Regions from separate parts of the Mus musculus genome. Here all the other regions are linked to region 1. The links are chromatin loops, found by intact Hi-C in ENCODE. Cell type or tissue: heart. All regions are shown on one strand.

Region 1 (8,000 bases):
GTAGGTTGCCTTGGTCATGCTGCCTTGACTAAACACAGCAATAGCAAAGTCACCAAGACACACTTGGACCCCATAAAAAGCCGGGCAGTGGTGGCACATGCCTTTAATCCCAGCACTTGGGAGGCAAAAAAAAAAAAAAAAAAAGGCTGTTAACACTGTTATAGATAGGGAGAGCCCCAGTGACCTGAATCTAACCATCTCATCAAGGGACTAAGAAAGAACTCCCAACTGTCCCCATGGCTCCAGCTCTGCATGTTGCTCAGTGCTTGGTGGGAACATCTTGGATTACTAACCATCTGCCTATTTTTCTGTCTATCTACTCAGACCTGGTGCCCTGTACCACTCCTGGAAGATCCTGAAGGTCATATGAAGGGCCTGCGGGTCAGTTCTCCAACTGTGTGTGTTAATATCTAACTGTGCAACAACTCTCCCTGCATCTGTGGCAGCTCTGATTCCAGTCAGGCTCCTTTGAACACGGCAACCTCTTTAACCCTTTGGTAGCCAATCTGAAACACTGAGAACTTTGTTACTAAGTGAGGTAAAAATCTGTGATCAGAATGCCAATACTACTAGTTAAGAATGGAATAAAAGCTAGCCATGGTGGTACACAACATGTAGTCCCAGCACTCAGGAGGTAGGGGCAGGTGGATCTCTGTGAGTCCAAGGCCAGCCTGGTCTACAGAGTGAGTTTCAAGCTAGCCCAGGCTACATAGTGAAACCCTGTCTGGAACAAAACCCAAAACCAAACAAAACACAAAGGAAGTGTTGGAAGATGAGAACCTGTCTGGCTCTTGTCATTTACATAAATAAATCTTATTTATTATTTACATAGTAAATCTTGTCTGACATAAATGTCAGAGGTCAGAGGTCAAGGGAAATCAGGAATATTTGGCAAACTGATGATGACAAGGCTTTGGAAATCATTGTCAGTCGATGAGCTCTGACATGGTGGACAGACACAGTCATGCCACTACTAGCTCTGTGAGATCCCAGCCTGAGCACCCCATCCTTCCGTGGTTCCTGGACCAGTGTTTCTCATGCAAGGCATCTCTGCCTCCTCAGCTGTCGCTGTTCACTCTTTTACAATATTTTTTACTTTGATTATATCCCCCATTATCCTCTCTTATCCCCTCCCCTTCACACACCCTCTTTCCACCCCACTTTGGAACCCCTCTTCTACTTGTATATTATATGTATATTTCTGCCCCTACCCCGCCCCCGTCCCCAGAGTCCATTGTGATTCATTAGTTGTTTTAGGTCTCTATGAGCACAACTGGGGAGTTATTTACTTGAGCAAGGGCTGACTGGTGACACTGTAGGATTAATCCCAGCACCAGGGTGACTGGTGGCACTGTAGGATTAATCCCAGCACCAGGGTGATACTGCTGAGGGTCGTGACCCTCTTTCTTTCAGTGACCCCATTAAGTCCCATTAGCTCCGTAGGAAGGGGTGGGGCTTTATCAGTGTCATGGCCATCCAAGCTGGGATGCCAGCATGATGATCTGGTGAAGGAGACAGCCACAGCTGCTCTGACTTCATGGGTATAGCAGGTGCGTCCTGCCCAGAGCACGCCTTTTCACAGTGCACCTCTGGATCTTAGGCCACGTGCGCCCCTGCAGCCCCTCTTTACTACTTTGTAGGCATTTTCTCACCTTTATCATACCCCTCACTCCAGCTCACCCCATCACTAAATAGGAGAGAAGAAGGATAGAGGACACAGAGAGAGAGATTCCAGAATTTAATTTTTTTCCTTTTGTTTCTTCTTTGAGCACGACTATTAACAAACTAAACAACTGACAAGCCCTAGCATTTATCTACCCTCTAAAAAGTCCCCAGAATTCCAAATGTCACACAATCACAAAAAGTATCTGCAGCTGGCAAAACCATGCCTCTGCTAGAGCATGGGGCACATCGCAGTCAGATGCTGCCCCATATCACTAGGGATTAAAACAAAAAAAGAATATTATATTCTATTATATTTTTAATATTATATTTTTAAAAAGAATATTATATTCTTATAATATTTCTGGGATTGTAAAAGAAACCAAAATTGCAGAATTCTCAGTACCTACTCCCTCTTCTGCAATGTCCCTGCAGCCTTAGGAGAGGGGGTTAGTTGAGTCTGTGGTAACCATTGCCCACTGCAGACAAACATCAGAGACACTTCTTTGGTGACAACTAAAAGGCTACTATTAGCATCTAGGGATTAGAAGCCAGAGATGTGGCTTCTTAAAGCATCCAGAAGCACCCGGCACTGCCTAACGACTGGGTAGTACTTGGTCTGAAGTGCCCACAGAGAAGCTGAGCTGGACCTGCTCACAGCATCCTCCTGGCCATTTGCTTCCTGTAAGAGTGTTTGTTAGTCTTGAGTCCTGGGGGCGGGGTGTGGGGTGCACATCCTCACTGAGGAGGACACACAGAACAGTCTGTGCTGCATCCATAAATTCTTGGAAATACCACAAGAATGCTGCAGCACGAACAGCGCTCACTGGCATTGTTTTGCAACAGGCTTGGTGCTGAGCACTTTACATATTTTTATCTTGTCATTTTCATAAGTCAGACTTTGAGCTATTAATTACCCATATTTTATAGACTGGGGAATGGAAGCATGACAGATCTCCTGAAGTCACGGAGCTCTTAAATGGAGGCTGGGCTTCTAGCATGCCCAAACACTGAGACACATTCAAGCAAAATAAGAAAGGTAAGTTCTCAGGAAGAGCTAGCTCCAAGCCTACTCTAGACCCGCCTGTGCTCTTATCTGGGGACATGGGCATTTGAGCCCCTCTCCCCATGGCACCATGGCAGCCGAGTGTCTGAGAGCCAGCAAAGAATGTCTTGACATTTTTCAAGGTGGAAAAGAGTAGAGAGAAGAGAGAAGGGTGTTCATGTCAGTACAAAGACAGCTGGGGTAGAGACAGGCAGCAGAATGAGGACTTTATATTATTTATTATGGCAAAGAATGGCAGGCTTGTGTCTAAGCCATAAATACCCTCCTTTGATCTGTGCACATCAGAGCTAAGTGAGTCACTCTTGGGCCTCAGGAATTGATGACTGTCCTAATCATCACCCTGAATGACCTTCTAGTCAAGCACTGCTCATGCTCCCTGCAGTGACTGTGTCTGGGTTAGACTGGGCCTTGGAAGAGGGGAGGTGAGCCTGAAGTGGGGGAGCACCCACAATTCCTGTGGGTGTGACTTATTTTCCTTTCCCAATCTCTGTTTGGAGATGGTTACTGGTTTCCATTCCTGAGACCAGCAAATGGCTAGAACCAGACCACAGCCTTCAAACCCAGGAAGTCAGAGCTCTGCTGTGATCCAGGAAATGGAAGCCCCCCAATTGTTCGGTTTGAGCAGGGTTATCAGGTTAGCAAAATCTTTAATGTTCCTTTTGTCCTCTTGTTTTAGTAACCCTGCTTCACCCCTGGAAACTTGTTCCCCAATTACAAAATACCATCAGTGCCGCCCACAGCCTCAAAGGCATCACATGATTCTTTTCATAAGGCCAGTAGACAAAGGCCAGAGAACCTCTCTGTTGATGGTTTCTCAGAGTCAGACCGAAGGATAGGTAGGGGCTGCTGAGATGGTGCTATTAGGAACTCAGAGTGGATGTCAGGGGCTGTGGTGGGGTGGTGGGGAGGAGAGGGAGTGCATTCCTAAAGGTCCCTGCACTGCCTTTCAGCCTGGGAACAGCAGGACTCTGGGCTTTGGGCCAGAGAGAAGATGGAGCTAAGGGATCCAGACAGGTGTCGAGCAATGTATTCTGCTCGGTGTCTTTTCTTCCAGAGCTTCAGAAAAGACTTACTTTTACAGTATTAGGAGGAAGGAAGAGAGAAAAAGGAGGAGGGGAAGGAGGGTGGAGAATTTTCTGATACCAGCCGGCTTTCCAGAGAAAATACACTGAGCAATGGTGCCATCCTGTGGCTATATGCAGGAATTGCAAACCCCCCCCCCCCCCAATTTTAACTGAAAGTTCAAGAAAACAAGCAAGTAGTTCCTGCTTTTACACTAGGCGATTATAAGTTCATTCTTGGTATATTCATTCACATAACTATCTAAGGGAAATAACTAGTGTTTGGTACGTGAGTCAATACTAAATGTAAGATTCCTTCACACATTCAGTAAATATTTACTAGTCTTTATGATGTGAATGCATTTTTCTAAAACCCTTGGACCCAACTGTAAGTAAAAATATACATTCTTGCACTTGACATCTTAGCTGGAGGGGAAAATATTCTTACCAGAGTTTTTTGGGTCACAGCCTGGCAGTCCAGCAACCTAGGCGTGGTCATCTCCCTCCCCTCTCAATAGGCCAATCAGAGAGGTGAATAACATCCATCGAGAAGAGAAAGATGTATTCAGTGTGGTCGCACCAGCAAGAGGAACAAACAGCTCCCATAGCTCCCAAGCACACTGTGGGGTCCTGACATGAAGTTCAGGATTAATAAGAGGACACGCGGTACACACTGCTGAGCAGTCCTGGGCAATGAGTGGCCCTGCCTTTCACACCTCCAATCTGTCCTCCAGGTGGGCTTGTGCAGTTGTTAGAGCTGTGTGAAACAGCATTCTGGGACCCATGTTCCTCTCTGCCTCCATCCTTTCTTTCTCCTAGCATGAATATCTTGGGGGATTCTAATCTCATGGCGACCATTATTTCACTAGAGAGATATACAGGACCTTGTGTGTGTGTGTGTGTGTGTGTGTGTGTGTGTGTGTGTGTGTGTGTGTTCAGAATTGTCTAGAATAGCTTCACCTGTCAGGGGCTGGAGATGTAACTCAGCTTGCAGAGTGCTTGTGTGGCATGCAGAAGAAGCCGGGTTCAATCCTGAACACTGAAGAAACTATGAACTGGGTGTCGGTTGTGACGTGCCCATAATCCCAGCACGTTGGAGGTGGAGGCAAAAATCATCAGGGAAGTTAAAGGTCTTCTTCAACTAGAGAGTTTGAGGTGGGCTTCGTATGCATGGGACCGTGTCCCAAAATAAGCAAACAAATAAATAAAATAGAATATTTTTGTTCCTGCTAAGATAGTTACAATATAGACGATATAAACTGTAATGGGAACGACAACATGTTTAACATTAGGAAATGAGGCGGGGACATCAGCCTTTCAGACAGGGTAGATTTTCCTGAGAAGGTGGCATTTGTGCAGAGGCCTGAGAAAACAGAGAGAAGGCCAAGGGGACATTTGAGGGAGGGCTGCCCAGCTCTCCGCAGTAACTCCAAGGGTGAGTTATCAACTAATAGGAGTCAGCTGACCAGGTGGACTGGGGCTAGGCTGACAACCTTTCTGTCACTAGTCCCCAAAGCTCCCCCTCCCCCCTCCCCACCAATACTCCCCTAGCAGAGCATGTGGGAAGTCATTCTGGATTCTCAGGACCTTTGGCAGACCACAGTCTGACACTGACTCTGGACACCGGAAACCCAACGCACTTCACTGAGCGTTCTCTCTGCCCCAGTTGTTGGCTTCCTTCCTTCTGTGCTGGGTGATGATTCTACAAGCCTGCCTTAGCTTACATTGAAGGCCCCAGACCATCATCTGAATGTCTCCCTGAGCCAGCCAAGTTTTTAAAAAAATATCTTGAAGCAATTATTTCAAAATATAATCCTACGTAGAAAAATCTAGCTAGCGGCCAGTTCCTGTCCCTGGCAGATTATTTAGCGCTTCTCCTTGCTGTCAACAGACATACTTTCCAGGCTTGCTCCCCGGGCATCACCCACAGCACAGAACGGGGGCGGGCTGCAGGCAGACCCGCGCCATTTTCCCGAGGACTCTGCTTCTGCCGTCAGGAAGTGCGTTGTTTACAGCTGGAATTGTTCCGAGCCAGATCGCTATCTCCACTGTTCCACACAGGAATCCAGGAGTGTGAGCTAAGCATTTGCTGAGTGGCCTCTGGGTAGATGAGGGGACTGGTCTCAACAGGTTACTTGACTCAGGTCAGAAAAACTTGCAACAAGAAATCTGAGAGCTGCGGCTGCATCCATCACGCCCATTTCAGTCTTGAGCAGCTGAGCCTGGGCAGCTTTTTCCAGACAGCTTTGGAAAGCCAAACTCAAATGACCGCTGCCGAACTAATAGTAATAATAATGAAAAGAAAGGAAGGAAGGAAGGGAGGGAGGGAGGGAGGGAGGGAGGAAGGAAGGAAGGAAGGAAGGAAGGAAGGAAGGAAGGAAGGAAGGAAGGAAGGAAGGAAGGAAGCAAGCAAGGAAGGAAGCAAGGAAGAGAGAAAGAAAGGCAAATCCAGAAAATCCCATGTGGGCGTTGGGTCCCAGCTTCTCTGTGGAGCTAAATCTTTTCCAAGGCTGCAGCAGCTACTTTATTTGGGCATGTTCCTGACAGGAGAAGCTGGGATGTTTCATCCAAAAGGAAGTCAGTCGTCTGAAGGGAAGGACAACTTGTTCCTTGTAACCTTCAGTGTAGGACAACTTCAGCTGAAGGCAGCTGTGTGCTCCTGCTCTTGGCTTTTGCCGAAGAACTGACTCTTGCCCAGAGGGACTTGTTCTGACGGATGCTATCACATGCCTTGTGTCACTGCCTGAGTCTGGGGAGAGGCAATATGGAGCATTCTTCTAGCCAGGCCTGTGCCTGGGCCTGTGTGTGAGCAAAGAAGGCTGGCTAGCCATCCACCGCCTTGATGTGAATCCAGCCGATCAGCTGCCATACCACTCTTACCCACAGTCCAATCATTGGCAGCCAAGGAGTGGAATTATTGATGTGTCCTTTCCTTGCTGCCAACCTCCAGCAAGGGTCCCCATGGCCTCTGCCTTTGTAGGTTTTCACGTTCTGGAAGGTGAGCCTTGGGAGAATAGTATGGCCTAAGACAGGCAGAGTTGGATTAGTGAAGGATTCTTGGATGCAGCCGTGGGACTGTAAACAGCTGCAGCATTTCACAGATCCCAGTGTTTTGGATGAAACCCACCCCAGGCATTGCTACAAATCACTTAGGGTTGAGGAAAAACCCCTTTCATTCCTAAAAGCCCTGCTAAGGGATAGAAATAATACTGTCACCAAGCCTCCGAAGACTTTTTAAGGAACATACGTATACACACATACACACACTCGAATTAAAAAAAAGAAGAAAGAAGAAATTGTGTATGTGTGTGTGTGAGTGAGTGAGTGTGTGTGTGAGTGTGTTGTGTGTGTGTGAGTATGTGTGTGTGAGTGTGTATGTGTGTGTGTGAGTGTGTTGTGTGTGTGTCCCTACTGAGGTCAGAGGACAATATTTAAGAGATGCTTTTCTTTTTCATCAAATGAGTCTGGGAGAATCAAACTCAGGGTATCACAATTCATAGCAAGCGCCTATACCCCTGAGTCATCTCAGTGTCCCAGAGTTCTGCATTTTAGAAGCTGTGGCCTTCTCCACCCACAATTCTGATGCAGGGCTTGCTTGGTTATTCTTGATAGACATTGACCTCAGCTCCATCCAGAAGTCAGGGGTGCTGTACTGCCATCAATCTCCAGGCACTTGTCTTGGTTGACAATATATGAAGCCTGTTCCTTTGCTCTCAACACTACACCACATCATTATGGCTGAGGTGGTGACAAGCACTGTCCCCTAGTCAGCAAGCTCAGGCAGCCCAGGCCTTGGGCTCTCCTAAGGGTGGGGTCAGTCATTTAGCAACCCTTTTGCTGAGGACAAAAGAGGAGCTCACATTCTTGAAGTTTTACCGCAACCTCCAGGGTACCAGTGAGCCCCTACTTAACAGCCTAGAGGTTTGTTATTTTAAATGTCCTTGACTATGGTCTGATGGGCATCTTTCACCCAGTACCTCACCTTGTATTAGAAGCTATGGGAACTTGTCCCAGGCTCCGGTCCTTTCCCTGACTGGCTTCTGGGACAACCCAACCAAACTTTCATTTAGAGATTTCTAGACTGCCATGGGTGGGGTTCGGTTTTACAAGCCTCTGGCTTTGTGCACAGCAGTTTGGGAGAAGGAGCTGGTGACCACTGCAGACTGATGGAGAGAATCAGCCACCATCTTGTAACCAGAGGCCATCTGACT
Region 2 (8,000 bases), 150 kb before region 1:
GTTCTTGAATCCTTGAGGCAGGCATATCCAAGTCAGTTATTCCTTGAAGCCTCTCTCCAAGTCTTGCTGTTCAAAGGTGAATAGAGGTTAGTTTTGGGTGTCAGAGGCAGGTTGCAAAGCCATTTAGTGGCTGAAACTTTCAATGGATGTCAGGGGCAGTTTGGTTAACAAAAGTCATGTTCACCGCTAACTGGTGCTCCCTGACTTCTGGGTTAAAAAGCAGTATGGGTTCTATAGGCTTCAAAAGTCTTTCTAGATGTTCCCTGGGGACATTTTTTTTCTTCTCATCACCTGGCTCACCTTAGATAAATTTGTGGACTGTCTGGCAGCCTCTTGGAGGCCTCCCTTCAGAATCCGGTTATAGACCCAGAGCCTGTCTTTATTTTTAACAGCAGTGTTAAAATCTCAACCAAGCCTTTTCGGTGGCGGTGGCGGTGGCGCGCAGTAAGGAGCTCTTGTTCATACTTGTAGCTATGCCGTCCAAGGGTCTGCTGCAGTCCGTGCAGGTGTTTGGATGAAGAAGACAGCCACAGCTGTGGCCCACTGCAAACGAGGAAATGGGCTCATCAAGGTGAATGGACACCCACTGGAGATGATGGAGCCTCGCACGATGCAGTACAAGTTCCTGGAGCTGGTTTTGCTTCTGGGCAAGGAGCGATTTGCTGGTGTGGATATCAGGGTCTGTGTGAAGGGTGGTGGCCATGTGGCCCAAATTTATGCCATGCGACAGTCCATCTCAAAGGTCCTGGTGGTTTATTACCAAAAATATGTCGATGAAGCCTCTAAGAAGGAGATCAAAGATATTCTCATCCAGTACGATCCAACCCTGCTTGTAGCTGACCCCTGTCGCTGTGAATCCAAAAAATTTGGAAGTCCTGGTGCCCGTGCCCAATACCAGAAATCCTACTGATAAGCCCATCTCAAGGATCGGGGTTTACCTTTGTAATAAACATCCTAGTATTTTAATGTTAAAAAAAAAATCTCAAGCCAGGTCGAATAAAAGGAAAAGCTGCATGGGTATCAGCCTGAACTTGAGTGGGCAGCCCATTTGCTCCCAGAATCAATCTCCTTGTTGCTCCCATAATCCTCTCTTATCCATCATGAAGAGGACCTGGAGCAGTTGCCAACAGTCATCCCAGGTGGGCAGGTGAGTCAGCATGACTGAATCTAGAGGACCTGTGAGAGCTGATATATTTCTAAAAATGGGGAGTTCTGCAACTTCTAATTGCAAGACTCATTATTGGTGAATGGCACATGTTATGAACTGTCTTCCCTGAGCATCTGGGGTTCCTGTAGCCTGGAGGGGTAAGGCTGTAGTAGAGTCAGCCCTTTGGGCAGTATGGGCCGAAGTGTGAGGTGGACTCCAAGTGGAGTCAGGAGGGTCAGGGGAGTCAGGGGCTGCTCCTCCCTCTGCCTGTGCTGGCTGGGCAGGGGCAGCAGTGGCAGAAACAGGAACATAAGGAAGGGGACACAGATCCTCAGGAAGAGAGAGAGGAGCTCGGCAAGGGTGGGAGGGAAGCAGTGACGTCCACAGCACTTGGTCCAGATGGCCCCATGCCTCAGAAACTAAACATTTGCCCTATACATGATGGGGAGATAGAAAGTCCTGGCCATAGGTGGGCCATTCATTCCTGTAAGAGACGATTGGTTTTCAGAGATGAACAACCAGACTGAGTCTTCTGTGACTCTGCAAAAGTCCTTAAACTGGTTCAGGACCAAGCCCAGTGGTGTGCTTTGTGTCTTTTCCATTCTAGGAGTTCAGAAAAATCTGTAAGAGAGGAAAAAAAAAAAAAAAGCACAAACAGAATACATACAGACACACAAGGATGTTCCAGGGAAAACAGAAACAAAACAAAAAGTCTATCTCAGACAGTCTTACTTCCTGTGCATGAGAGACCCAAAGCAGGTTCAGAATTCAGATGAGAACTAGCAAGTTCTCCAGTTTCTGTTTGGGGGTCAGGAGCATCCTCCATTGCCCTGGCCAGATGACAAAATACATGTCCACTTTGTCCCTCTTGGCCTTCAGGTTAAACCCCAAACAGAATTAAACCTGAATCAGAAAGATATAGACAAGACGAAAGACAACTGTACACCTAGAGTTACCATTCGGAAAAACACTCCACTATTTGGCCAGGGGGTCTCTATCGAATCCTGGATGAGCCCCCAAATGTAAGGGTCTATGACTTACTGAAGAATGACACCCCAGGTTCAAATGGGATGTAAGTGCAAAGAGTGTTTTATTCTGCAGAAGCCCAGTATTTTGTGGTCTCCCTTTACCAAGATAGAGAGACAACCAAGTGAGCCTGATTTAAAGCACATTAGGAAATTGCAAAGTAGGTGGGCTTTGTCTTACTCTATCTCTAAGGACATTCTATTACTGGGACATGGGGGCTGGCTGGAAACTGCTGACCCATTGTCCTTGCTTTCGGCCAGGTGATGGGGCAGTTTCTGATTAGCTGCCTGAAGCCTGGGTTTTTAGCTCTAATGTCTTGAACTGCCTATTTGAAGCCTGTCATGGAGTCAGCCTGTCTCATCACCTATGAGAATGACCCAGGAGAGTGAGCTTTCAAAGACACAATAGAGTGGTGACCAGGAGACAGAATGGGAATTGCCATCCATGTTTAAGTTTGGAAAGATGAAATTGTGGATGAGGGAGATGGCAGGGATGATTGCACAACACGGACACACTTACTACCATGAAGTGGATGCTTAAACTGCAATTAAAAATGTTAGCTATTTCCAGTTTGTCCTCAACAAAGCTCTAGCATCTAATCCTCTCACTCCTACTTGACAGGTCTGTGTTCCAGTTTCCCATAATGTTTGGAATCTAGTATTAGCTCAAGGGTCCCTGAGTGGTCGCACAGAGGATACTACCAGATGCAAGATCGATAGCAAAAAGGACAGTGTTAGAAGGGACAATCAACAAGGACAGGCTAAATGACTGTCAGAAGCTCCTTCCCTTGCTCTTTCAGTTCTCCTAGTTGGGGACAGTAATTTAGTCCCTCAATTCCCCTGCTTAAGAAAAAAAAAATCCTCAACTCAGTAACTCAGCAAAAGGATTATTGCATGGTGGTTCAAGGCCTCGTGACTCAGTGTTATGTAACAGCCTGGTCTGCTTTAAAATAAAAGACATCAAAACACAAACAGCACTGTTCTGTTACATTTTAATTTCTTGGCATGTCTGTGCATGTAATTGGAGTTTAGGGGACAATTTTCAGGAATCAGTTCTCTTGCTTCCATCAGCTGGCACCTTGAGCCACTGGGCTATCTCAGGGAAAACCTGCCCCCTCATCTTGTGTTTTACCTTTTTTTAAAAAAAAGCATTTATAGATTCATTTTATTTCATGTTGGAGTGTTTTGTCTGCATGTGTATGTGTATACCATGTGTGTGCTTGGTACCCACAGGTGTTAGCATTCTGTTTATTTTCTGCTCCACAGTTACCTGGCAACAGTCAGGTAGGCCTGACCCCCTGTAAAAGGGGCTGCTTGCCCCCTCTCACTCTCTTGCTCCCTTGCTCTTTTCGCCTCTCTCCCCCCATTCCCTTACCCCTCCCCTCTCTCCACGTGCTCATGGCTGGCCTCTACTTCTCTACTCTCTCTCTTTCTCTCTGCCTTTTTCTTCCTCTACAACCATCTTGACTCCCCTCCCCATACCCTTAATAAACTCTATTCTATACTATACTGTCCTGTGGCTGGTCCCTCAAGGGGAAGGGATGCCTTGGCATGGGCCTGCTGAGGCACTCCCTCCCCCCATACCTGACTACACCTCCATAGAACATAACCTATCTTTTTATAAACACAACATTGTTGTCGTGACTCGGATTTAGAAACTCTGCAGGTTTCCATCGCCCCTGCTCTCACATGGAGATCCATACTTGCTAGCCTAAACTTGAGAGAACAGGTTAGTCCCCTCCTCACTCTGGTCAGAGTAAATGTCCGCATGGTCCCAGGGGAGAATTCTTGAGCTCAGAGCTACCCCTATACTGCCCTTAAGAATGGAGACATTCAGACTTTCCACTGACCCTTGTACTAGGACTTTTTCCCTTTGGTGAGATCTTCCTCTCTCCCTTTGAGACAGTTTCTTTCTCGAGGCTGAGAATCCTAGGCCAGGCCTGGATAAACTGTTCTCTGGGGGTATCAGCCCAGAGCATAGTCCTCAGCCCTCACGTGTCTCACCTATGGGTCTGTTCGCTGCCTTGGACATACTTTCTGGAATGTCTTGGTCTAATTCACAGTTAACAGAAAACAATATCTCTACATGGCCACTAAACTGGCACTTTCTCGCTAGTGATTTGTAGCTTAGACTTCGCCTCCCTCTCTCCCTCATTTGCCCACTTCCACTGGCCACTGCAGCTGCTGGTTCCGCAGGTTCACCGCCTAAAAAACAGTTCTGGCTCCACCTCTTGTGTCCTGCCAGGGAACCTGTGAAACTTGCTTTCCCCGTATGTGTGACCACCTGCTACCCCTATACTTGTGAGCTTTCTCGAGAGAGGGACTCCTGCGCTGTGCCCGCCAGTAGTTGCTTTTGGGTGTCCTGCTTGGCTGCAGCCTTGAGAAAAAGTTTTGCCTTTTCCAAGAATCCATCTTCCCATGCATGCGCGGGAGCCCCTCCCGCCCCCTCTCTCTCACTCTCTACCTGGGACTTATAAAGTGAAGGCTTGCAGCTCCATGTGCCACAAGAATAGCGTGCACGTTGCTGGGGTGCTACTTCAGGTGCTTCCTTTTCCACGCCCACCACAGGCTCCAACAGCTGGAAGCACTGGGCCATGACTTCCTGCTGCTGAGAGGAAGTCCCACCCCAGCTTGGCTGAAGCAAACACATCAGGTCAGCTGCTGTCTGTCACCGCTGCTGCTGTCTTGAAATGAAGGCAGCAACAGCCATATGTGCACGCCTCTCTCAGCCGACCGGCCTGCTCTCTTTACAATCTGTTTCGTCAGTGATACATGCTCGTGCCCCTGGCCTGTTCTCGTGGCCTGCCTGCACAGTCCTCATCACAGGCCTGAACCTACCTGGGCAAACTCACTTTCTGTCACCACTATCTCTCTACTTACACAACCTGTCAAAGCCACTTCAGATTTTCATTCTTATTCTGTCTTGATTTTCATTCTTATTCTGTCTTGATTTTCACTACTGCCATTAAATTGTGGTGTGCTCTATTCAGATATAACCAATCGATATAGCCCTCAATCTTATCAGAAGTCTGCTAATTATTAATATATGTAAGTTTATAACAGACAGAATCTCCTGGAACCTTTAACTGTTAACTCCCACAAAGTCTCAGAAGATTTGAACCCAGCTTCAAGACAGATATAAATTTCTTAAACCTTAGGATAATGATGTCTTTCTATTTGTCCTATTCTGGCTCTGTAAGTAGTCAACCAACTCCCTGTTCTGTGCTTCTGTCTTTGACCATCTTATTTATTTATTTATTTATTTATTTATACATACATACATACATACATACATATATACATACATACAGTACATTGTCTTCAATTCACACCAGAAAAGGGCATTGGATACCATTACAGATGATTGTGAGCCACCATGTGGTTGCTGGGAATTGAACTCAGGTCCTCTGGAAGAGTAGTCAGTAATCTTAACTGCTGAGCCATCTCTCCAGTTCACCTTTGTTCATCTTAAACAGAGTGTTGCCTGATTCTAGATTCACAAATTAAGGCAAGCCCAACTTAGTGAGACCCAGTCTAAAAAAAACGGACACAATCCCTAGGTGTTCCCAGGTTGAGATTTCTATCTACACTGTAGGGGTGTTTCCTGCTTCATGCCTTGTCTCCAAAGGCTGCTGCTGAGGCTACAGTGACCCTCCTGGGCTCCCTTCCTAGCTCTCTACCATCTATATAGACAATGGTACCTGTTTAGCTGCCAACTTCAAGCCCTCTGCCACCTCCAAAGCCAGGACTATAGAGGCTTGTCATGGTGTGCCCTCTTCCTTCACGAATCCCCTCTTGTCAGGGCTCATACAGGACCTTGTCTCTTCTGGAGCCCAACAGTGTCATGTCGTCTTCACTATATGACTCAGATGTGACAGCCATATCCTTAGCCTTGGGGAATTTATTTTTACCCTATCTATCTATCTATCTATCTATCTATCTATCTATCTATCTATCTATCTATCAACAAGGTTTCTCTGTGTAGTCCTGGCTGGAGCTTACTCTGTAGACCAGGCTGGCCTTAATTTCAGTTCTGCCTCCCAAACCCAGGGATTAAAAGCATGTGTGCACTACCATGCCCTGCCACACCCAGTGGTGAGCTGCTCTTTAACCTTTGCATCTTCCTGGACTTTTCATTCTGTGGCCAGCATTTCCCAACACCCAGAACAGCTGTGAGTGGCTGGACTGGAAAAGATCCTGAGAGAGGTCTCTGCAGCATTCCACAGTCTCATCTCCCCAGGTTCAATGAGACAGTTCAGGCCTTCCTGCCTTTGAGAGCCTCTTGCTGAGTCTGCTCATGGACCTAAGGCTTGGCTACCTGGATTTTCTTTCTTCTCCCTTTCTTCCATGTCTCTCAGCCACATTCTCTAGGGTGGTCCCTATGAACTAAAGGTTTCTTCTGCATTTCTGGGCACTGCAATACAAGATCTTCTAGGAGCCCAGAAGCCCTCAACTCTCTTTGTGTAGCCTGGAGCGGAATGATGGCTCACTTTCAGTAGCCTGAGAGGACAGTAAGGCATTTCCTGTGGTCCCTCCACCACATCCAAAACTGGACCCTGCTCTAGGCTGTAGTCTTGGGTGGGATGGATGTGCCGTACTTGGCCTGCAGTCTGCCTGAGTCATTCTTCCTGGATGGTTCACTCCTGATTTCCAGGGCAGCTATGTGAAACAGATCTTGACCAAGATTGGGAGCAAGCCACACCCTCCATTACCTCCTGTTTTTAAAATCACAGTTTTTCTTTTCAGTTGTACATGGGAAACAACAATAAATAACATAGTCAACTGGAAGGGGAGAGGGAGAGAAGAGGGACTGTTGTGTCATATGGCTCTCTGAGAAATTGCTCCTAAATTATTTATCACACTCACACACACATATATAAACCTATCGTTCTCTCTCTCTCTCTCTCTCTCTCTCTCTCTCTCTCTCTCTCTCTCTCTCTCTCTCTCTGAGACAAGATCTTTGTAGCCCTGACTGTCCTGGAACTCACTATGGAACCAGACTGGCCAGGATTGTACAGAAATCTGTCTGCCTATGACTCTCAAATGCTAGGATTAACGGCACAAGCTACTGGCATACTGCCTGGCATATATGTTTAGTTCCTCTTAGACCACTGCATAGCCTAAGAGCTTCCTGTTAGAAGGAAGCCTACTTTCCTAGAGGCAGGATGGCTTCTTCCTGTTGACTTGTGTCCTACTTCCTGCTCTTAGCCTAAGGACTCAGGGCCACAAAGTGAGAGGCCTTGAATAGTTGTCCCAGCAGCAGCCGTGGAAGTCGCCAAGGAAGCAATTACTCCTGCACTGCCACCAAGTCCATCTCCACTGTTCAGGCAGCAAAGGCATCAAGAGGCGGTGAAGTTTTGTGTTGCAATTTCTAAAAATAAAATTTGCTAATTTTGAAATACATTTGAGATTTCCTTTGGTTTTACAGAATTGCTCACAGGTCCATCTCTTCTGCCTGCTCTCAACGGTCACACTGCTACCCTTCTCATGGTAGGCTAACCCGAGAAAGTTCTGTTAACCCTTCTGCCACCTGCCTCTGACTGTGAGAGGCCACTGCCTTGTCTCAGCTGTCTGGGCCTGTCACAGATACCTCAGGTTGAGTGGCTTCAACACAGGCATTTGTTTCTCATTGTTGATGCTGGATCAAGACAGTACAGTTGGGCTCACTGTTGAAGTTCTTTCACTCAGGGGACAAGCCCACCATGAGGACACCACTGTCACAACCACAGCTACCCAGAGTCATCTCCTCAAATCCTTGGTGTCAAATACAAGGAGTCAGCAGTCCAGCCTGAACGGTCAGGGTGCACAGCAGGGTGGGCTCCCTGCCT
Region 3 (8,000 bases), 520 kb before region 1:
GTGAGGGCAATGTGGTGGAAGGGGGAGAGAGTGAGAGAGAGATGGAGGTGGCAGGGAGAGACTGGGCTTGGGCATGAGCTTTTGAAACCTCAAAGTCAGCCAGGCGTGGTGGCACACGCCTTTAATCCCAGCACTCGGGAGGCAGAGGCAGGCGAATTTCTGAGTTCGAGGCCAGCCTGGTCTACAAAGTGAGTTCCAGGATAGCCAGGGCTACACAGAGAAACCCTGTCTTGAAAAACCAAAAAAAAAAAAAAAGAAAAGAAACCTTAAAGTCCATCCCTAGTGATACACCTCCTCAAAAGGCCACACCTTCTAATCCTTAACAAACATTTCTAGCAACAGCAGGTCAAGTATCCAAATATATGAGCCTCTGAGGCCACTTTCATTCAAACGACCACACCAGACTAAATATAACTTTTGTATTTGTCAAAAGTTTTTTGTTTTGTTTTGTTTTTTCGAGACAAGGCAGCCCTGGCTGTCCTGGAACTCACTCTGTAGACCAGGCCGGCCTCAAACTCAGAAATCCTCCTGCCTCTGCCTCCCAAGTGCTGGGGTTAAAGGCGTATGCCACTGGCTATCAAAAGTATTTTTGAGCTGAACTTGAAATGCACTTGCACTTAGTCTTCAAGGGCAAAGCTAACCTCAGTGGTGACTAAAACCCAGTGAGTCTTTTAATGGCTCATCACTGATAAGACTTGGATGGTTTAGTCTTGGACATAAGAAATGTCCCTAAAAGTAGGGAGAATACATGCAATCATCAAAGGTAGTCCAAGAATGCAAAGCCCATGGTTTCAATAGGTCAGAGAAAGTGGGACAGTGAAGATAAACTCCCCGAGAAAGGACAGGCTCAGCTGTGTTGGCTGCTGGCCAGCTGAAAAGCTCAAAGAAGGTGTTCTTACAGCCACAGCGCCATCTTTAAAGACCCCAAACAAGGTGAAATGAAAACTTTATTCTTGCTGGACAGTGGTGCGCTCTCCTTTAATCCCAGCATTTGGACGGCAGAGGCAGGAAGATTTCTGAGTTTGAAGTTAGCCTGGTCTACAGAGTGAGTTCCAGGACAGCCAGGGCTACACAGAAAAAACCCTGTCTCAAAAAACCAAGAAAGAAAAAGAAAACTTTATTCTTATTTCCTTTTTCTGAGGAGCCACACAAACGGCAGAAACAAAAGATAGGAACCATTTCCTGAGCCGTGTCCTCATACCCTGACAAAGCTCCCGAGAGCCACATGGCCAAGGAAGTTCTAACACAGATCTCTCCTGACAATCCAGAATTAGAAAGCAATAGATAAGAAAACCTTGTATAAAATACAAGTGACCAGAAGCAACTTAGGTAAGGAAAGGGTTTCTTTGGCTGATGGGCAACAGAGATTCATCGCTGAGGGAAATCAAGGTAGGAGTTCAAAGAGGAGACTGAAGCAGAAACCAGAAAAATGCTGCTTACTGGCTGGCTTTCAGGCTCTTCATCAGCTATTCTTCTTATATGACCCAGGCCACTGGCCCAGCAATGACAATGTCATGGCCTCCTACATTAATTAACAACAAAGAAAATGCCCCCAGACTTGTCCACAGGCCAGTCTCATGGAGGCAGTTCCTCTACTGAGGTTCCCTCTTCCCAGCGGGTCAGGTTGGCAGCTGAAACTCATCATGACGCCTCACCTTCTTAATGGGGAGGGAAGCACACAGAGATCTGGGAATGCTAATAGTTGTGAGAATTCCTACCATGTTAGACTTTTTGGTTTTGTTATGAGTGGAGTCTCACTCTGTAGATGCAGGACTCTCACTGCAGTCTTTGCTGTGGCCAAACTTGTAGTAATCCTCCTGCCTCAAGCTTCCAAATATTGGGATTACAGGTATGAGCCGCCATGTCCTGTCCCATCTCTTCTGGGTTTTGTGCGGTTTCCCAGGAGCCCATCTGAAAATGTGGAGTAAATAAGGTATTGTGGATGGCTGTTCTCCCAGCATAGCAGCATTGCTGTCTTAGAGAAGCTGAGATTAGCCCCGAGATCCCACATCAGATCTGTTCCCACACAGGAGGGGTGCGGTCATCAGATGTTTACCTGAGAGTCCAGTCATCTCCTCTCTGTCTCTTTCACAGATGTCTGTGGATCTGCCCTAGCAGCATGTGACTTAGGAAGCTGATAGAGTACAAGAGAGTGGAAAGTTAGCTGAGGGGGACCCCATCCAGGCAGCTGTGGGGATGTTGCAGTCCATGCCAGGGTGTGGTTTCAGTGATGTAACTGAAGGCTGGAGACACTCCCACTACAGTGAGGTAAACAAATGGGCTCAGTAAGCTAGAATTGAATGGAATCATCCCTTTGGTCTGCTGGTGCTGCCCTGTCTGAGGTGAGCCGATGATTCTCCACCACTCTCAGGAAAAGTTCAGGGAACAAGGGGTGTCTCAGCCCTTCGGGATCCCATCTTTGTTGCCAGAGACTTCAAGGTGGAAAATTCCATTTCTGCCCTTTCTAGTGTCCTTGCTGGGTCTAAGATTAAATGGAGATGACACAGATTAACAGGAGAAAAGTATAATACAAATTTTATGTGACATGGAAGCCCAAAACAAACAAACAGCAACCCCTCAAAAGCCCTGAAGACTGAAAGAAACACTTATTGTAGGTCACATAATTACTGAATGGACCAAAGACAAATGAGCTGTAAAATTGTGGTTAGGTGCTGGGGCTGGGTAGGTGGAAGGCCAGGGCAGCTTACCAAGGCTTGTGTGTGTTCAGAACTCTCTCCTTCAGGGTGGGGGTGCTGTTGTTCTCTAGGGTGGGGAGGGAATCTTTCACACAGGATTGTCATCATCTGCTTTTAACAAACAACACTGAAGGTCAAGTGATTTTTAAAATTGGTATTTAACTTTTAATAGATTACTACTACTACTACTACTACTACTACTACAACTATTGGCTGCCACAGCACTACTTTTGTGAAGGTCAGAGGATAACATTTGGAAGTTGGTTGTCTCCCTGGTCACAGATCTCCAGCCTTTACTTACTGAGCCATCATCTCTCTCTTTCTTAAATTTTGGGGGTTAAAAAAGTTTACATATATATATATATATATATATATATATATATATATAATCTATTTATTTTGAGACACAGTCTCTTTGTAGCCCTGCTGTCCTGTTTTCCATATAGCATAGATCCACCTGCATATGGCTCCAGAGTACTGGGATTAAGGGTGTGTACCACCCAGCAACATATATATTTTGAAATTTTATTTAAGGTTATGCATATGTGGGGGAGGGCTGAATGTATATGTGTGTAAAGATATAGTTTTTTTTTAAATTATGTTCTCATACACATATTAATATATGTATGGAAAGAGAGAAGAAGGAGACAGTGTATGGAGAGAGTGTATGTGTGTAAAACTTGGGCTGGAGAGATGGCTCAGCAGTTAGAGCACTGGCTAGTGGGGTGGTTCCTGGAAGCACTATTTCCCTTTGGCCTCTGTGGGCACTGCACGCATATGGTGCACAAACATACATACTCAGTGCTCCCTCATACACACATAAAGTGAAAAATAAAGGAAGGAATTGCAAAGTGATGGCTTGCTGTGCAGACACCTGCCACTAAGCCAGAGTACCCGAGTTTGGTCTCTGGACCCAACATGGTGGAAGGAGAGAACTGACTCCTGCAAGCTACCTGTGACCCATCCACATGCACCCTCCATCACACAAGTACATCAAAGACATAATAGTAAATGTAAATAGTAAAAATTTGTTGGGGGGGATTAGCTTCAGCAACGACGTCATTTGGCTCACAGTGATAAAGACTGAAAAAAACAACAGGAAGTATCAAGAAAAGCACCAATCTGAAGGAAGCCTAATGTGGAGAAACTCCGTTGTGAAAAATGCTAAATATAAGGCCTGGAGACGTGTCTCTGTGCGCAGAGCTCTCGATGCTGCACAGGACCCCCTCGGAGTCACTCAGATGCTTTTACGCTTGTGTTTGATACCTCTGAAGATGTTATTGCCTGAACAATGAGGTTGGTGGTACCTGTCCTTAATCCCAGCACTCAGCAGGCAGAGGCTGCCAGATCTCTGAGTTTGAGGCTAGCCTGGTCTATTGAGAGAATGCCAGGGCAGCCACAGTGAGATCCTGTCTTTAAAAGAGGACTGATGATGATGATAATCTGGGATGGAAAAGGGGCACATCACCCTTTGGTTATATGAGGAAAGAGGACACACAGGTGACTTCCCCAAAGCGTTCTGTAATTGAGACTCTTGGAAACCTTGTCTTCACAGTGGTGAGTCCCCAGTTTGGAGACCACTGGGATAGAGAAAGAAAAGGGCTTATCTGTGTAAAGAAAATATTGCCACCTAGTGGTGACTCAAGTCATGAACACAAGGACCTAATGGTTCCCTTGACCTTTGAAAGGACATCTGTGGGAAAGACATTTGTTGGTTCAGCTCCTTTTTTTTTTTTTTCCAGAGAATAAGTTTTTCTTTAAATTTAGATTTATCTATTTGTTTTATATGAGTACTCTGTCACTGTCCTCAAGGGCATCGGATTCCATGACAGATGGTTGTAAGCCACCATGTGGTTGCTGGGAATTGAACTTGGGACCTCTGGAAGAGCAGCCAGTGCTCTTAACCTTTGAGCTATCTCTCCAGCCCAAGAAATTATTATTATTATTATTATTATTATTATTATTTTGGTTTTTCGAGACAGGGCTCCCTATGTAAACCAGGCTGGCCTTGAACTCAGAAATCGGCCTGTCTCTGCCTCCGAAGTGCTGGGATTAAAGGTGTGCACCACCACTGCCCAGCGGTTCAGCTCCTTGTATCAAAATACCCATCGTTGAAATGATATGTAACCCATTGTACCATCTACATCACGTTACTTAATATTCTGAAAAAGTCCCCTAGGTGATGAAGTTACTTCCACGCACAAGACCACGGAGGATTAGAGAAGGTTAATTAGTCCACAATTATATTTTTATTTATTTACTCAAAATCCAATTATCCAGCATTATTACACAAGTAGCATTATCTTAGGCTTCAGGAAGGGGCTTGGGGGATGGGTAAATTCAAAACACCTGTCCTTAAATTAATCATAATCTACAGTGCTGAATTACAAAGGTGGAATTGGGCTTTTTTGGTTTTTGTTTTTTATCAAAATCACTAAGACATGCCCACATTCTTCCCATACACCGTGGGACAGTAAACACAAGTGTAAGGATGTCTGGGTGACCTGAGCTTGCGGTGTGGAGGAGGTTGGCTCACTGGATGACAGTGTCAGCTGAAGGAAGGGCTTGCCCTCCGGTCCTCTCTGAACCTCCTGCTTATAACCTGCTGTGGCTTGGGAAGCAGATAATGAACTTTGTTAAAAGGTTGAAACTTTGATAAATATCATGAAAGTGAATAGCCCCAACCCCAGCAGCTCCCTGTGGAGTTGGGCACTGGTACTAGCACCACCCAAGACTCACATCTGTGTTGTTCTGTGCTGAGCTGTGGTTGCTGAGTTAGTCGGTGTGTTCTGTGTGGGCAGCACAATAGACCATTGAGCTGTAGTGAGAAGTCGATCTAGAAATGTTCTTTCTTATCTCAGCAGGCCCGCTTCCCGCCTTGTGTTTAGGATCTCCCTCCTCGGGCAGAAATGAAGGGGGTATTGTGTGTTTGATTTTTGCTTTTCCTGATCCTTGAACCTTCCTTTCAGTACATCTAAATGACACTATGGGCATGGGTGGCACTTGGAAGGAAGAGGCAGGTGGATCTCATTGAGTTGAGGTCAGCTTGGCCTATATAGGCCAGCCATGGATACTCTGGAAGACCCTGCCTCAAAACCAAACCAAAAACAAACCAAAACAACCCCCCTGTATATTTACTGTGTCTCTCTCCCTGCTGGAATGTGCGCTTCACGTGGACAGATGTTTACTTATCGGTTGGTTGAATCGGACCTGCCATGAGCTGAGAGCTCAGTCAATATTTGTGAATGAGCCGAGAGAAAACCGTCTCCCCGCCTCAGATGGCCACTCTCTATAAGCACAGCCATTCTGGCTCAGTTTTCCTAAACAGAGGCCAACTGCTTCACTTGACAGCTCAGCGCATAAAGCAGGGTTGCTACTGCCTTGGTTCAAGAAATGGATATCAAGACACCTGCCCAGGGCCTCCCCTTCTCTGGGACTTGAAATGAGATATTATTAATGAGGTGCACAAGGCTGGAACTTCTAATTGATGAGGCTAAGCCAAACATGCCCATAAGGGCCAAAGATGGAGACAATCCAGAAGAGAAACTACAGCAGCATCGTGAAGCCCCCATGGATGTTGGTCTTGTAATGGAGCCTGGCACTGAAAACTCACAGCTAGCCTTACAGAAGATGCTGTGAACCAGCTTAGAACAAAACAAAACACAAAACCCAGGATCTCTATACATAGCTTTGACCATCCTGGAACTCACTATATAGACCAGAAATCCAGAGACCTGACTGCCTTTGCCTCCCAAGTGCTGGGATTAAAGGTGTGCACCACCACACCAACATATCTTTATTTTTAAAAGAGATACAGAAAAATCTTTACAAATGAGCTAACATAATGTCTGGAATTTACTCCAGGTTGATCCCAGCGGAGATTGAAATGAGGCTGACCATGGTAAAGATTGTTTGGTGTGCGCATAGAAGAAACTCATTGTACGGGTGCTTATTTTCCTGTGCTAAAAGTTTTCAGTAATAGGTCAGAATGAAAACATTAATAGAAAATGGAGAAAAAAAAACAGTAGTTCTCCTGGTCTTCAATATATCAGACCCAAAGCTAATACCCAAACTTCAGGAGGTGTGTTTACAAGACCATGAATCAGACATTCAGTGTCTGAATCCCGACAGCTGGAAGCTTGGGAGAGGAGTCACCCTCACAGACCTCGGGGACTTACAGTATGTGAAGAGCCAGGCTTTATCCTACTCTTTCCAGGAGACCCAGACTTAGAAATGGGCTAAAACCAACGGGCTTCATCTATCGTTGAAAGCTCCTGTGCAACCTGATTTCCGAAGAATTTTGGAATCAGAGTGTTTGGCTCCAGTTCCAGCAGTGCCAAAACAATGACCAGCAGAATTCCTGAGAGCGATTAGACTTGTATTGAATGGAGGTAAAGAATGCAGTTATCCAGGATAGAGCAGATGCTGTGCAGTGGAGCTCTGCAGGGATGGAAGAGGGAGCTGTGCATCCAGGTTTGATGTGGTAGGCAGCAACCACATAAGGCTACTGACTTGAAACATGTCACCGTGATTAAGGACTGGAATGCCCATAGTCGCAGTGTTCAGAGGTGGAGGCAGACGGTCCTGAGTCCATCACCATGCACATAGCAAACAGAAGGCGAAGGAGCTGCGTGAGCCTCTGTTTCCAACCGGCAAAAGCAGCTGTGTTTCATGTTTCATTTCATTTTAGTTATTTTTAAATTTTTGTTGTTGCTGCTTGATTTGTTTTAAGATAGAGTCCTCTGTAGTCCTAGCTGACCTGGAACTCATCATGTGCACCAGGCTGGCCTCAAACTCATAGAGCTCCTCCTGCATCTGCCTGAGTAGTAGGACTAAAGACATCTGGCCCAGGAGTGTTTTTGAAACTGTTTGTTTTGTTTGTTTGTTTTTTTGTTTGTTTTAAAGATTTATTTATACTACTTTATGTGCATGTTTTTGGTTTTTTTTTTATTTTTTTTGGTCTGCATTTCTGTATGTATACTATATGCTTGTCTGATACCTATATAGGTCAGATCTGGAACTGGAGTTATGGATGGATGTGAGCTGACAGGTGGGTTCTGGGAAAGGAACCCAGGTCCTCTGAAAGAACAAGTGTTCTTAACCACTGAGCCATCTCTCCATTCTTTTAGCTGCTTCTTGAAAGGTTTGTTCTATTTTTGATTCTGTGTAGATGTATGTATCTCTGTGTGGTTATGTGCACATTGAATGCAGGTGCCCTTAAAGGCCAGAAAGGGGCATCAAATTCCCTGGGGCTGAATTACAGACCCAAAGTGAGTGCTGGGAACTGAACTAATGTCTTCTATA

Evidence for each region. A loop is a pair of places that touch in the nucleus more often than their neighbours do. Peaks named below come from ENCODE experiments on the same cell type or tissue, not always from the same donor. Only the 100,000 strongest peaks of a DNase experiment are listed, where the experiment ranks them.
Region 2: a loop joins it to region 1, with 2.2 times the contacts of the local background. A loop is called at or near these places in 4 of 42 quality-filtered maps.
Region 3: a loop joins it to region 1, with 3 times the contacts of the local background. A loop is called at or near these places in 7 of 42 quality-filtered maps.

What each region holds. Positions count from the first base shown.
Region 1 is chr11:22,627,609-22,635,608 of GRCm38, reverse strand. No RefSeq gene overlaps it. Among named protein-coding and RNA genes, the nearest start is that of Gm12052, 20 kb to the right of the region's middle. In heart, a CTCF peak has its summit at 3,892 (motif pointing left); DNase peaks (open chromatin) are centred at 3,658, 5,428, 5,788, 6,448 and 1 weaker place; H3K4me3 peaks cover 635 bases; H3K27ac peaks cover 2,683 bases.
Region 2 is chr11:22,779,721-22,787,720 of GRCm38, reverse strand. It overlaps the pseudogene Gm12058. Among named protein-coding and RNA genes, the nearest start is that of B3gnt2, 76 kb to the left of the region's middle. In heart, no CTCF peak of the experiment used is centred here; DNase peaks (open chromatin) are centred at 4,740, 6,770 and 7,380; H3K27ac peaks cover 773 bases.
Region 3 is chr11:23,146,294-23,154,293 of GRCm38, reverse strand. It overlaps 1700061J23Rik (RIKEN cDNA 1700061J23 gene), which reads right to left and starts at 2,154. Exons shown (of 3, transcript NR_131065.1): 1 at 2,057-2,154. In heart, a CTCF peak has its summit at 4,340 (motif pointing left); no DNase peak of the experiment used is centred here.